Regions from separate parts of the Homo sapiens genome. Here region 1 is linked to region 2. A link is an interaction called in ENCODE POLR2A ChIA-PET data of the cell type or tissue named here. Cell type or tissue: Panc1. All regions are shown on one strand. Each heading gives the region's core, and the rest is flanking DNA. Links, peaks and the distances in the headings are about the cores only.

What was found. Peaks named below come from ENCODE experiments on the same cell type or tissue, not always from the same donor. Only the 100,000 strongest peaks of a DNase experiment are listed, where the experiment ranks them.
Region 1: POLR2A ChIA-PET joins it to region 2 with 12 read pairs; 2 of 35 experiments call an interaction of 5 or more read pairs at or near these places.

The regions. Positions count from the first base shown.
Region 1 is chr20:58,627,446-58,630,358 of GRCh38, reverse strand. No RefSeq gene overlaps it. Among named protein-coding and RNA genes, the nearest start is that of LINC01711, 5.9 kb to the left of the region's middle. In Panc1, for the core only: no CTCF peak of the experiment used is centred there; no DNase peak of the experiment used is centred there.
Region 2 is chr20:58,340,876-58,343,788 of GRCh38, reverse strand. It overlaps RAB22A (RAB22A, member RAS oncogene family), which reads right to left. Exons shown (of 7, transcript NM_020673.3): 3 at 1-71. Among named protein-coding and RNA genes, the nearest start is that of RAB22A, 33 kb to the right of the region's middle. In Panc1, for the core only: no CTCF peak of the experiment used is centred there; DNase peaks (open chromatin) are centred at 1,518 and 1,776.

The DNA of each region.
Region 1 (2,913 bases), core at 153-2,652, 290 kb before region 2:
AACAATAGAAGAGATACTCAAGGCAGGGCATGACTAATTGCCTGGCAAATCATAGGGATGATAAATGTTTTAGGAACTCAGAGGAGGAAGCCGTTTCTCCAAGCAGGGCAGAACAGACAGACACCAGGGGGGTCACTGTGCCCTTTCAAAGGGGGCCCATAAGGCTGCTCTCTGAGGAGGTCATTGTCACACAGTGGGGGTTGGAAGGGTGCCCTTTGACCGTTTTTTCTTTTTAAGGACTAGGTCAGTATTCAGTCACCCACTTGCCACAGTCTACCCACACTGGAGTCTTCAGGAAACCAGCTAGTTCAGGGAATTGGAGGAAGAGCGAGAGCATGCTCTTTATTTCCTTTCCCACTGTTTCAACCTCTCCAGGACAAGCCTTCCATCTGCAATCTCCCCTCTAGAAAGTGGCACTGGAATTTGGTGTTCACATCATGTGAGAAAAGGCTGAAGACACTGGCTTGGAGTCCCAAAAGCATCTGGGCCATCTCTCCCTTGGCAGATAGATAGGTCCCACATAATTTTACAAAAACATATCATTTTCATGGTGGTGGTAAGACTGATACGTGTTTGGATTTTGCCCGAAATTTCAAGAGGCTAGAGCTGAGAAGTTCCTTTGAAGCTCTCAGAGCCCTGAATTGTGTTCTGTTTGGGTATCTATTAAGAAAACAGCCATTTCATCACGGCTCGTAAAAATTGGTTCATGGATGCCCAAGGCTTTATCTCATTAAATCCTGTCGCTATCTGTAAATGGTGTTCAGGCTGTTTCTCTGTGAGCAAGGTTATCTGACTGTTTAGAAACTCCAACCCTGGATGGTGAGATGCTGCTATCTGCAGATTTGGGAGAGATGACTGGCATTTCCCAAAATGCAAACAATCTCAAAAAGCTCATAGGCCTGGAAGTGCGGCAATGGGGCAGGGGGCAGCTGCTGCCCAGCCCAGTGGGGGCTGCTCTGGGCTCTGGCTGTCCCCAGCAGTGAGAAAGCAGGTGGCTGATGATAAATCACAGGGCTGTCATCTGCAGAGGCTGGCTGGTGACATCACAGCTGGGAAGGGGGCTTCTGGAGCCAGAAGAGGCCCACAGAGAAGTGTGTTGGTGGCTGAATTAGACATAATGGCTCTACACACACTGTGTCTCTCTTTTCCTCTTTCCCCCTCAAATCTGACTCGAATTTCTCATGAACAAACCAACATCTGCAAAAGCACATCCTTGTCGCCAGGGTTAAGAGCAAGTAAGTGATCCTGGAGCCCCTCCCCGCGCTGTGATGCAGTATTAGAAAGTGGCCACCATGGAATCCTGGCCAGTGCAGTGCTAGGGGGCAGTCAAGGGCCAGGCTTTGGGGTCAGAATTCGGGTCAAGTCCGGCCTATACCACTGGACTTCGGACGAGTTACTCAGCCTCTTTGTCTCAGTTTCTCCACAAGTAAAGTGGGCTTGAGATGAGGACAAAGTCAAACAGTGCATCCCAGGGTCTGGACAGGAGCAGCCATGAGTGGGGTGGTGTCTGCAGGATGAGACCCTCACACTCTGGGAGGCTTCAGCCTTGCTGGGACAGCAGGTACTCTTCGACTGAATCCCCTCTAATTTTTGTCCAAACCATCTAAAGATTTGGGCCATGGTGTTCTTTCCCACAGCCCTCCCAAGGACAGGCAGAGGACAGCTGCTAGAGAAGGGAGTGGCATGGGTCAGCTTGCCTAGAAGTCAGAGGGATGCAGGGGGCAGAGATGGGGAAGGCTGAAGTGCCTATGGGCTTCCTTGGTCTGGCCAGGACCTTGGCTTGGCCCCTGAAAATGGCCCAGCAAGAATTTCCAGGCTGGACACGATGGCAAAGCTGAGAGGTAGCAAGAGCCTGGTGTTTACCGCATAGCCAGGAGCAGCAGTGGGAGGCAAGCGGGGGAGGGGAATGGGGTTGGGGAGTCTGTTGTTCTTTTAAATTAAAAATAAGTTCCACATGTTGATGGTCCCCGAGGAACACGGACTCGGCATTGAAGGCCCTGGCAGCCATGTGAAAGCAGGCCCTTGGGAGGACAGGTCTTAGGGAGAACAAGGCACCAAGTATTTCATCAGTTGTCTGAGTCGTTAGAGGAAAACAATATTCCGTGAGTCCCCTGGCACACAACGCCATCAGGACATGAGGCTGGAAGGAAGTAAGAAGAGAGCCTTCCAGAAACCCTAGACAGGATGCTCCTCAGTGATGAGGTTGGGGAGAGAGAGAGAAGTTCCTAGAAACAGGAGCAATAGTGGCTGCTCCACAGCCCCCAAGGCCCTTTGCCCCACTGGCCACCAGTAATGAGACTGGACCTGGTCTCCACAGACACTTTCAGAGGCTGCCCACCCCTTCTCCCCTCCTGCCAGGATAGAGCCCAAACCCCTCATCTGGCCCCCAAAGCCCTTCAATAGGGAAGCAAAAACCACAGTGAGAGGAGCATGGTTCCAGAGCTGACATGCCCAGTAGGACGCCGGCTCCAGGGGCTGCTGGGTGGCCGCTTTCCCTTCAGGGGATCCACTTCTTCAGCCATGTGGGCATCATGGTGGTGAATCCTTCCCATTGAGTCCTTGTCATGAGCACTGAGTGGCAGGACACCCACGGCTTGTAGAATGCTGCCTGGCACATATAAGTCATATAAGTGCTCATTAGCACACAGTAAGTGCTCATTAGCAAAAGCTTCTAGGATTAGCTTTCTAGGCTTTTCTGCACGCCCAGCGATGTCGCATGCACAGGTTGCCTCTGTTGGCAAGTTCATAAAGATATCACAAACCACATTCTGAGGATACGCCAGGCAGGGGACAAACACACAACAAACGTCATCTTATGCCATTCCTTTGCAAGGTAGGTCCCCTTTCACTTGCCAGAAAACAGGGTCCAGAAGTGGAAGCGGCTTGAGCAAGGCCACATGGCCAGAAAGCTGT
Region 2 (2,913 bases), core at 165-2,664:
CAGCTGTATCCCAGATTAGGAATTTATGTAGCTCATTTTGGTACTGGACAGTCTTGGTCATAAAAGATGCCCTATAAAGAGAGACCTAAATGATCAGAATACAATTATGTAAAGCACGTTTCCAGCCCCAGTCGGAAACATCACTTAGACTCAACCAACGCTCAGTCTCCCAGCACCACGCTGTATCCTAATTGTGTTCCTCTCTGGAGTATTTATGGGATGCTCAGATGCTGAGTGCATATCCTCCGTCAAAATAAAGCATTAGGCACATCTGCCCGACACCAAGAAGGAAGGGTTCTAAGCTCCTTATCAAAAGAATCAAGAGATAGTTTGGCAACACAGACATTAGCCTCCCTTGTAAAACACAAAACCTGTTATTTAAAGAGATGTTATCATGGGAAAATATTCCTAAAAAACTATGTCCAGGAATGTATACACTAGTTAAAAAAAAAACTTTTTAGGATCTGGCTTTGTCCTCCCCCAATTCCCAAACCACATTCCCATGTAAATAGGTGAGTGAGAGCTAGTGTTAACATGCGAATTAATAACATTAAGGTGTTGAACAAGGAGCAGGAAGATGGCTGGAGAAGTAACAGCTGCACCAAGGGGACCCGATTCATCATCAGTGCCCCTGACGACCACCTGCATTTCATCGACAAAACGGGTTTCTCAGCTGAAGTTCAACATCACACCTTGGGGCCTCATCGAGCCCCGGATGGGAGAAGGAATCATGGTTTGCAGGTCACACCGCTCACTTTCAGGGAGCTACTCTGCCCAGGGCACTCTGACGGCAGGGTTCCTATTATTTTGGGGGTTCTACATTTGGAGAATCTTGAGTGAGACCTCAAAATCTGTGTATCCTCTGAAGAGCCATGGTGGCCCAGAAGACACGCCTGGACACTTGGGGGACTCCAGGACACAGGTTCAGGATTCTTGCCCTGGGATTGGGCCCAGCTCCAATACTACCTTCCATTCCCCCCTCACCCAGAGGGCAGCCTCCCAGGAAGTCCTTTGTCTCCCAGTCTTCTCAAAGCATCCCAGTCTGGCCAGTAGAGCCCAAAGATGGGTGTGTCTTCTTTTCTAATGAAAAATAAGACTTCTGGAACCAAGTACGAAGTTATACTTTTTTTTTTTTTTTTTGCCAAATTGTACTCTTGTTTTTTGGCCAAGTTGTACCCAAATCACTCCAATCAGGACATTGAACTCAATGGCTGGCATTTTCAGATATGCTGAGGCCTTGAAATATTTTTCTTGAGATTCAAGTGATAATCTTCAAGAAAAGTGCAAGTTGAATAGACAGGATGACTTTCTGATGAATCATGAGCTTAGACAAGTATCAGAATCCTTAGTTTTAAAACTTCAACTCTGATACAATGAATTCCTGGCAATATTTATATAAATTTATGCCATGGCAAGTAGCCTCCAAAACAGTGACTGTGACTAGGAAGCGAAGGTAAATTAGGAGGCAAGATCATATTTACTGATAGGTACTACTTATTGGATATTTATTTACTGAAAATTTACCCCTTGGTATCCTTAGTAAAGTGCTTTGTACACAGAAGGTACTCATAAATGGTTATTGTATCAAGAACTTTTGGTGACTCACTATGATTAAATCAGGATGTACAACATGGTTTCTCACTTAGGAAATATCTAAGCATTCAAAAAGCATTGTTTATTGTGAAGATTAAATGAGATGATGTATGTGGAAGTGCTCTGTAAATTGTAAAGCACTGTATCTATACAAGGTATTATTATTATTATTTAAAGGCAGCTCCAGGAAATGTTTTAGTTTAGACTTTGCAATTAGTCCTAAAAGCTTGCAACTCAACTCTCCATCAATTATGGTTGTGGTGTTACATTTATGAGTGACAACAGGCATCCAACAGGAGCCTACCAACAGAGCCAACACATCCAACACTTCCATTTTGGCTGCTCAAAGGAAGAAGAAATATATTTCAAGTAGACAAAAAGCTGAGAAAGGTATACACAATAATTATGACAGGATTGGGACTCAATGAAGTTTAACCTACCTGCCAAGCATTTACCTTTAATTAAAACATTACTTATTACTGACTTATTATTGAGTCAGATAAAAGACAAAATGGCAGCTATGATGTAATGAAAGTGCCCTGAAGGATTAAATCTAACTCCCTGTCTGACCCTGGACCACCCTTCTACTCTCCCCTTTCATCACTTTCACCACGCCTCCTTCCTGTCTACCCTGAAGTTTTCTTGTACCTCAAGCTCCCTTCTTGGGTCTAAGTCTCTGCTGTTGGCTTCCAGTCCATTGATCACCAGCATCACTTGCCCACACCACCAGTTCTCTAGCCTCCTTGCCTGTCTTGTCTCAACCACCCAGAAAAGCCCCAACAGCCTCTCCACCTGCTTCCTCTACCCAATGGTTGGGTGGTGGCTTCGCTGGAGGAAAAATTACAAAACTATGTGGACGGCCATGAAGATTCTACGCTTTGTCTGCTGGGCATGCGTCTTAGGCCTTCTTCCATTCCACAGCAATTATCCCACATTCTCTCTCCTCCTTTCCAGTTCTCTACCACTTCCAGCTACCTGTCTCTTCAGGACAACAGCTTGTTTCAGCCTTCTCAGAGAAAACAGGTTATAAGCCCCAAGACTTTCAACCAGCTCCCCAGTCAACACTTTCAACTAGAGAACAGACGAATTTCCACTCATACTTGCTGTGACTTCCATTTTTCTGACTTTTGCTGAGTCAGAGATGTCTTTTCTTTGGCTCATGTGTCAATGCTGCCCTGGTTCATGACCCCAGCACATCCTGCCTTGGCCACTGCAGTCATCAAACTGGTCTCAAGTCTCAAATCTTTTCAATTGTCCCTGTGTCCACCTTCCCACGGACCACTGACTGCTCCTCTTCCTTGGATGCTTTCCCACTGGCTC